Linked DNA regions of Homo sapiens: region 2 is linked to region 1. A link is an interaction called in ENCODE POLR2A ChIA-PET data of the cell type or tissue named here. Cell type or tissue: GM12878. All regions are shown on one strand. Each heading gives the region's core, and the rest is flanking DNA. Links, peaks and the distances in the headings are about the cores only.

Evidence for each region. Peaks named below come from ENCODE experiments on the same cell type or tissue, not always from the same donor. Only the 100,000 strongest peaks of a DNase experiment are listed, where the experiment ranks them.
Region 2: POLR2A ChIA-PET joins it to region 1 with 8 read pairs; 2 of 35 experiments call an interaction of 5 or more read pairs at or near these places.

What each region holds. Positions count from the first base shown.
Region 1 is chr14:34,708,815-34,713,212 of GRCh38, reverse strand. CFL2 (cofilin 2) reads left to right here. Exons shown (of 4, transcript NM_138638.5): 3 at 77-153; 4 at 236-4,100. The coding sequence ends at 348. Among named protein-coding and RNA genes, the nearest start is that of CFL2, 3.6 kb to the left of the region's middle. In GM12878, for the core only: no CTCF peak of the experiment used is centred there; a DNase peak (open chromatin) is centred at 1,862; H3K4me3 peaks cover 1,855 bases; H3K27ac peaks cover 1,555 bases.
Region 2 is chr14:34,519,105-34,523,502 of GRCh38, reverse strand. All of the region lies in intron 5 of EAPP (E2F associated phosphoprotein), which reads left to right. Among named protein-coding and RNA genes, the nearest start is that of EAPP, 18 kb to the left of the region's middle. In GM12878, for the core only: no CTCF peak of the experiment used is centred there; no DNase peak of the experiment used is centred there.

The DNA of each region.
Region 1 (4,398 bases), core at 103-4,102:
GATTATTATTATCATAGTCAGTCTTACCTTTGTTTTTCTTATAAATGGGATTCAATAATTTTTTTTTTTTCTGTAGGGCTCCTGAAAGTGCACCTTTAAAAAGCAAGATGATTTATGCTAGCTCTAAAGATGCCATTAAAAAGAAATTTACAGGTACAAACTTGAATATTTGGGGCAGAGAAATTATTCTTTATTAATTATAATAAAGTAATAGGATAATGTTTTTTCTTTTTAGGTATTAAACATGAGTGGCAAGTAAATGGCTTGGATGATATTAAGGACCGTTCGACACTTGGAGAGAAATTGGGAGGCAATGTAGTAGTTTCACTTGAAGGAAAACCATTATAAAATGACAGTCAAGTGCCATCTGGATCTTAAGGAGCTTCCATTTCTCCAGCTCAGTCCATTGGAATAGTATTAGGTTTTGGTTTTTTGTTGTATTTCCCCCTTTCCACTGGGCCCTTCCAACACAATGAATGAAGGAAATATCATTTATTTAAGCAGCCTATCAGTGATTGCCATTAGACTGTTGAATACTGTTACTTTTATATAGAACCCAAGGAATGCCTTCCTGTCATATTTTAGCCAAAACAACTGGTTATATGCCTCCCTTGCAGCAAGCACTACAATGTATGTGATCGTCAATGTGAATAGCTTAGAATACTGCAAAGGATAAGCTAATTGAATGCCTTGAAAGTATTATCCACTGGTCAGATGGTCAACTTTTTTCAGTATTATTTATAGTTGGCACTTGATTGCAGTTCTGTGAGGCTTGAGCATTCATACACCTCACCTGCCTTGGCAAGCCTATTTTAGTGATATGGCAGCACGGATATAACACTATGCATTAAAAGCACTTTTTGTAATAAGTTTAATATCCTAAAAGGAATGCCAATTAAGTTTTGTTAACTGTGTCATCAACTTATCCTAGTACCTCAGTGTTCATTCCTGTTACCTGCATATCTTCTTAAAAGAAATAGCTGTTATTAATGCCTTTTTGTTTTCCATTGAGTGTACACTACTGAATAAGTGTAGGAGTTTTATGTTTACCATGTGAGTCCTGCAACACTAAAGATATTTTGAATATCAGTCATGATGGCAATTTCTGTATAAAAGAGCCTTAAATGGAACATTGTTTTGAGATCAAACTCCCCACCCTCACAAAAATGGCCACGTTGCAATAAAAATTGTGGCATATTACAGAACGTTGCCTTGTTTTCCTTGGAAATTTTGCAAAATGTTATGTGAAACAACTTCTAGGGTAAAAACAGCTATTACTAATCTCTGCACTGGTCATTTGAGAATTTTTTTTGTACAGCATTCATGTGTGATATTTTCCAGATTTGTTGGATCTATTTGGTTTAAAAAGTATTCTATCTTAAGGCCAACTAATATAAAATACCATTGTTAAAGAATGGTACTTTTATAAACATTAGTGTATTTATTTCCTATGTGTTAATATGAAGATCAGAAATTATTTTTTGCACTTTGGCATAAATACTTTTCAATATCTGATTTGTTCTCTGGATAAATTAGCATAGTTATTTTTTTATTCACATTTACATTTCTAAGTAGTTGTATAGTAGAAGCAGGAAGCTCTTATTGCTTATTTGGTCGTAATGAAAATAATTTGTAAAATGTCCTTTAAAAGTTTAATGATACTTCTGATGTTTCGGAACAGTCATTTCACCTACTATTTCTGAATATATTTTGCAAATTGAATTGGAATAGGAATTGATAATAGCAGTCTTAAACATTAGTAGTGGGATTTGGCTATGGTCCAGACTGTGCTCCTTATAGAGAATTTGATCTGCTCAGTGTGAGCGGTTTGCTGTTAGCCAGGGCTATTTATGGCAAACACATGCTTTTGTATCTTGTCATAGTTATCCACAAATGGCAAAACTGGACTTGATTCTACTGGTATGCAAAACAGGCATGCTAGTAAGCAGTCAGTCGTGGCTCAGAACTTAACCCCATAGCTCAGAGGAATGCTTTTAGCAGAAAACAGGAAAGAAAATATCCCTTAAAAATTTTTTTTGAATGTGTGGAAGTAATTTTAGTATAATTAGATTTTTTCCATATTTTTGAAAGATTTTTCAGATGTGAACATTAAAAATAGGGATTAAATGTCTAGGCTTCCATTTAAAATTATATGAATGGTTTGGGATCTTTTTGCACTGAGCAATTTTATTTCAGGCTTCCAGCTGTCCCTGTGAGTTATCCTGGACATTTCGATGGTTTTTGGTAAGGCCAAACTCTGATAAGCAAAACAGAGAATACTGACGTATACTTAACCATATGTGTAACTGATACTTGGCACCATGGAATTTTTCATTGAGTTATTTCCTCATTCTTTTAAAAAATAAGGGACTATAAATCAGTTATGTAGTATCTTTTGTTTTTGTAGCTGATTCCTTAACTTTCTTGTATGCCTCTAGTAATTTCAGAGATTAAATATTGCTTTAAACTGTGATACTTTGATTTGCTAGATTGACAAAACTGATACTAATATAATTAAGTTCATCTTTGAAATACATCTTTGTGCGTAGAGCCAAAAAAAGAGATAAAATTAATAATAGTTCACTTGTTATTTGAGATTAATTTGGCATTTGAAATGATCATTTTATTTTACAATCATTTATAATGAATCAATGTTCCAGTTAGCTTTAAAAGGTATACGGTGCTAATTAGTAAAATATTGAAGGCAATATTTTACTGCTAGCTTGCAAAGTTATGAGAGTTTAAAAAATAAAATATATGAAAATATGTAAAGCTGTTGAGATGTGTTTACTTATACTTCAGAACATTAAAAGTTTAAAAACTGGTATTTCAGATCAAAGAGGCATCATTATCTTTATTCTGTTTTTCAGGATTTTAGTTGGTAATACTTTCTCATTTATCAATAACAATTTTCTTTAAAAACTGAGTGTTACAGCAATTAATTTTAGCATTTTCAGACAAATGGGAACAGTTGGCATGTGTCCCAAACTGGCTATCAGCTGTTGTTTTCCATCATTATCTAAAATAGTGTGGCCAGCATTGTGTATTGAAATGTGCCTTTTTCGTACATTGGAAGAGAAGCCTCTTACTGGGTTTGAGTTTCTCTGATACAGAACATTTGTAGCAGCTAATTTATGGAATCTGGCAAATAAGCTTTGGGAGGAAATTCTTTTAAAAGTGTTTTCTTGTTAAGGAATAATCTCAACAATGGTAAATCATCAAGAGGTTGAGAAGACTCTTAGGTTTGCCACTCAGAAAAAACAGTCTCATTTTGCTCTTCATAGGTCCTGTTTTTGCTTGCACATTTAATAGTAGGTGGAGATGCAAAACAACGTGAATGTTCATTTTTTTATGAATAGTATTAAAGCTACTAGAGGTGGGCAGGCAGGTCCCAGTAAATGTTGCCTTTTTTTTTTTTTTTTTTTGAGACAGGGTCTCACTCTGTTGCCCAGGCTGGAGTGCAGTGTCAAAATTTCAGCTCACTTCAAACTCAACCTTCCCAGCTCAGATGATCCTCCCACCTCAGCCTCCCAAGTAGCTGGGACTACAGGCATGCACCACCATGCCTAATTTTTTTTTTTTTTTTTTTTGTATCTCTTTTGTAGAGACTGAGTTTGGCCATGTTGCCTAGGCTGATCTCCAACTCCTGGGCTCAAGCTGTCCTCTGACCTCCGCCTCCCAAAAGTGCTAGGATTGCATGCATGAGCCACCACTTCAAAAGCTCAAATACTGCTTTTGAAGACAGCATGAGTTTATGGATGTTCTGTCTCCTTTCAGCCCATAAAGAAGTCTGAGGCTTTTCTTTTGCTCTGGAACATCCAACTAATTGCTTTATTTCCATGTAGAAGTAGAGGAATCATCCCTCCACTTAAATTTCCTCTCATAATGCAATTTGGCAAATTAAATCTCTAAATCTCAGTTTTTTAACCCATAGTATGGGAACGGTAATATCTGTTTACCATGTTTCCTGAGTACTAAATATGGAAATGGTTTTTGAAAACAGGAAAATGCTATGTAAATGCAATAATCTGTTTAAACTATTCATTCTTAATTACTGTATGTAAGTAGATAAATATTAAATGTTTTTGTTAAAAGATGTATTACAGATCATTGAACCTCTATTTTTGTAACTTCCGTGTGTGTACATATATATATGTATATATATATGTATATATACACACATACACACACATTTTTTTCTTCTTTTTTGGACAGGGTTTCACTCTATTGCCCAGGCTGCTGTGCAGTGGCACAATCATAGCTCAATATAACCTTGAACTCCTGGGCTCAAGTGATCCTCCCACCTCAAGCTCCTGAGCAGCTGGGATTATAGACATACACCACCATGCCCAGCTAATTTTTTTTTTTTTTTTTTTTTTGAGACAAAGTCTCACTGTA
Region 2 (4,398 bases), core at 266-4,265, 190 kb after region 1:
CTGTAATCCCAGCACTTTGGGAGACCGAGGTGGGCGGATCACGAGGTCAGGAGATCGAGACCACGGTGAAACCCTGTCTCTATTAAAAATACAAAAAATTAGCCGGGCATGGTGGCGGGCGCCTGTAGTCCCAGCTACTCCGGAGGCTGAGGCAGGAGAATGGCGTGAACCCAGGAGGCGGAGCTTACAGTGAGCCGAGGTCACGCCGCTGCACTCCAGCCTGGGCAACAGAGCGAGACTCCGTCTCAAAAAAAAAAAAAAAAGGTATCTTTTCTAGTGCAAAATAGCAGCATAGAAGCAAACTGGCTCTCCTTCCCCCTGCAGAATACCAAAACCAAATATACAGCACTGAAGCTATCACCACCAGTATCCCAGATCTCAATATAAGGAGGAGACAGTTTCTAGGGCCACAGAGAAGTAAAAAAAACTTAAAGCAGACAGTAAGAGAATTGTTCTTCCATATCTGCTTATCCTTCTCCACAATCTGCCTGGCACCAAGTGAGCAGAAAAATTCCCCTGAGCTCATGATTTTTACATTAGAAAAAGTAAGATGGAAGTGTACAACCAGCTTCTTTACCTTTTTGAGTTCTCTGGTAAGAGATCTGTCCCTGCCTCAACTCATAGGAAGCACTGAGAGTGCCTGAAGGAAAAAATATCCCTGAGGATAGCCAGAGACAAAGAAGGATAGCCAGAGACAAAGCCAGGTCCCAAGTGTGAACCCCTAGCCAGCATTCCCATCCTACTGGGATATCCCTATCCTCTTTGGGACCCACCCCCCACTTCATTTGGAACAGGCAGCACGCTCAGTGTTTACTAGAACTGAGGCTTAAAGTGCCATCTGGTGCCAAAAAGGAAGCAATGACGTAGTGGGAAGAAAGGAAAAAGAAAGAATATCAACATGCAAATTGCAAATTACAAAGAATCTCTAGGCAAACATATCTAATAACCAAAAAAAAGCAAAGCAGAGAAGACTGGAACAAATAACTAATCCTTCAATACAAAGATGTACATTTACATCCACAAGACACAGTAGCAAATGGAACCATGACCTCTTCAAATGGACAAAACAAGGAATCAAGTGAACCCTTATCACATATCACATATCACAATACTGTGATATGTGAACTCTCTGACCAAGAATTCAAAATAGCAGTTTTAAGAAAACTGAGTGATCTCCAAGACAGCCCAGGCAATTCAGAAATTTATCAGATAAATTTAACAGAGATCGAAATAATTAAAAAAATTATGGGCACAGTGGCTCATACCTGTAATCCCACTACTTTGGGAGGCCAAGCTGGGAGGATGGCTTGAGGCCAGGAGTTTGAGACCAGTCTGGGCAACATAGTAAGACTCTGTCTCTACAGAAAACGAAAAAAACTTAGTTGGTGTCTTGGCATACGCTTATAGACCCAGCTACTTTGGAGGCTGAGGTGGGAAGATCACTTGAGCCCTGGAAGTCGAGGCTGCAGTGAGCCATGATTGTGCCACTGTACTCCAGAATGGGTGGCAGAGTCAGACTCTGTCTCTAAAAGAAGAACAAAATAAAATAAAACAGAAATCTGGGAACTCAGCCGGGCACAGTGGCTCACGCCTGTAATCCCAGCACTTTGGGAGACTGAGGAGGGCTGATCACGAGGTCAGGAGATCGAGACCATCCTGGCTAACATGGTGAAACCCCGTCTCTACTAAAAATACAAAAAATTAGCTGGGCGTGGTGGCATGTGCCTATAGTCCCAGCTACTCGGGAGGCTGAGGCAGGAGAATCGCTTGAACCCAGGAGGCAGAGGTTGCAGTGAGCCGAGATCATGCCACTGCATTCCAGCCTGCGCAATGGAGCGAGACTCCATCTAAAAAAAAAAAAAAAAAAGAAATCTGGGAACTCTGAGAAATATATTTGCTGAACTAAAAAATTCATTAGAGGCTCTCAACAGCAGAAGGGATCAGCAAAAGAAAGAATCAGTGAGCTTAAAGATAGACTGTTTGAAAATGCACAATCAGAGGAGAAAGAAAAGGTATGAAGGTCTACAAGATATAAAATATTATCTCAAAAGATTAAATCTAAGAATTGGTACTCAGGAGGGAGTAGAGCAAAAGCAAGGAGTAGAAAGCTTATTCAAAAAATTAATAGCAGTAGCTGGGGATGGTGGCTGACACTTGTAATCCCAGCACTCTGGGAGGCGGAGGTGGGTGGATCACCTGAGGTCAGCAGTTCGAGACCAGCCTGGCCAACATGGTGAAACCCTGTCTCTACTAAAAATGTAATCAAATTAGCTGGGCGTGGTGGTGCATGCCTGTAATCCAAGCTACTCGGGAGGCTGAGGCAGGAGAATCGCTTGTACCCAGGAGGCGGAGGTTGCAGTGAGCTGAGATCACACCATTGCACTACAGCCTGGGCAACAAGAGCAAAACTTGGTCTCAAAAATAATAATTATAATAATAGCAGAAAATGTTCCAAAACTTGAGAAGGAGATATTTATGGCCAGAGAACACCAAACACATTTGACTCAAATAAAACCACCCCCAGGCATATAACAATAAAACAGTAAAACTGTCCAAAGGTTATGGACAAAGAGAGGATCTTGAAAGGAGCAAGATAAATGAAGCAAATAGCATATAAAGTAGCTACAGTTCATCTGGCAACAGATTTCTCAGTGGAAAGCATACAGATCAGGAGGGAGTGGAATGAAAAAAAAAAATGCCAGGCTGGGTGTGGTGGTTTATCCTGTAATCCCAGCACTTTGGGAGGCGGAAGCGGGTGGATCACTTGAGGCAGGGAGTTTGAGACAAGCCTGGCCAACACGGTGAAACCCCTCTGTACTAAAAATATTAAAAAATTAGCTGAGCATGGTGGCATTTGCCTATAATCCCAGTTTTTTGGGAGGCTGAGGCACGAGAATTGTTTGGACCTGGGAGGCACAGGTTGCAGTGAGCTGAGATTGCACCACTGCATTCCAGCCTGGGGGACAGAGTGAGACTCTGTCTCAGAAATAAAGGGCTAGGTGTGGTGGCTCATGCCTGTAATCCTAGCACTTTGGGAGGCAGGGGAGGGTGGATCACCTGAGGTCAGGAGTTCAAGGCCAGCCTGGCCAACATGGTGAAACTCTGTCTCTATTAAAAATACAAAAATTAGCTGGGCGTGTTGGCGCGTGCCTGTAATCCCAGCTACTGGGGAGGCTGAGGCAGGAGAATTGCTTGAACCAAGGAGGTGGAGGTTGCAGTGAGCCAAGATCACACCACTTCACTCCAGCCTGAGTGACAGAGTGAGACTCTGTCTCAAAAAAAGAAGAAAAAAATAAAGAGAGAAAAGAAAGAACTGGGCCAGGCATGGTGGCTCATGCCTGTAATCCTAGCACTTTGGGAGGCTGAGGCAGGTGGATCACCTGTGGTCAGGAGTTCGAGACCAGCCTGGCCAACATGGTGAAACCCCATCTCTACTAAAAATATAAAAAATTAGCCGGAAGTCGTGGCGGACACCTGTAATCCAAGCTTACTCAGCAGCCTGAGGCAGGAGAATCACTTGAACCAGGGAGGTGGAGGTTGCAGTGAGCCAAGATTGCGCCACTGCACTTCAGCCTGGGCAACAAGGGCGAAACTCTGTTTCAAAAAAAAAAAAAAAAGAAAAGAAAGAACCTTGTTATAACTGTAAGTTTTTTTTTTGTGATTTCATGATAACCATAATGCAAAAACCTATAATAGATTCACCAAAATCAAAAAGCAATGGATTAAAACATACTACCAGAGAAAATCACTTAATCACGAAGGAAGACAGTAAGGAAGGGAAGAGTTACAAAACAACCAGAAAAAAAGCAGCAAAATGCCAGTAGTTGTATTAGTCTGCTCTTGCACTGCTATAAGGAAATACCCGAGACTGGATAATTTATAAAGAAAGAAGTTTAATTGGCTCATAATTCCACAGGCTGTATAGGAAGCATGGCTGGGGAGGTCTCAGGAAACTTTTTTTTTTTTTTTGAGAGGGAGTCTTGCTTGTCACCCAGGCTGGAGTGCAGTGGCACGATCTTGGCTCACTGCAACCTCCACCACCCAGGTTCACGCAATTCTCCTGTCTCAGTCTCCCAAGTAGCTGGGACTACAGGCACACACCACCACTCCTGGCTAATTTTTGTATTTTTAGTAGAGGTGGGGTTTCACCATATCGGTCAGGCTGGTCTTGAACTCCTGACCTCAGGTGATCCACCCGCCTTGACCTCCCAAAGTGCTGGGATTACAGGCTTGAGCCAGTGCACCTGGCCAGGAAACTTTTAATGATGGCAGAAGGCAAAGGGGAAGCAGGCACATCTTACATGGCCAGAGCAAGAGGAAGAGAGAGAGGGGAGGTGCCACATACTTTTAAACAATCAAATCTTGTGAGTACTCACTATCACAAGAGCAGCACGAGGG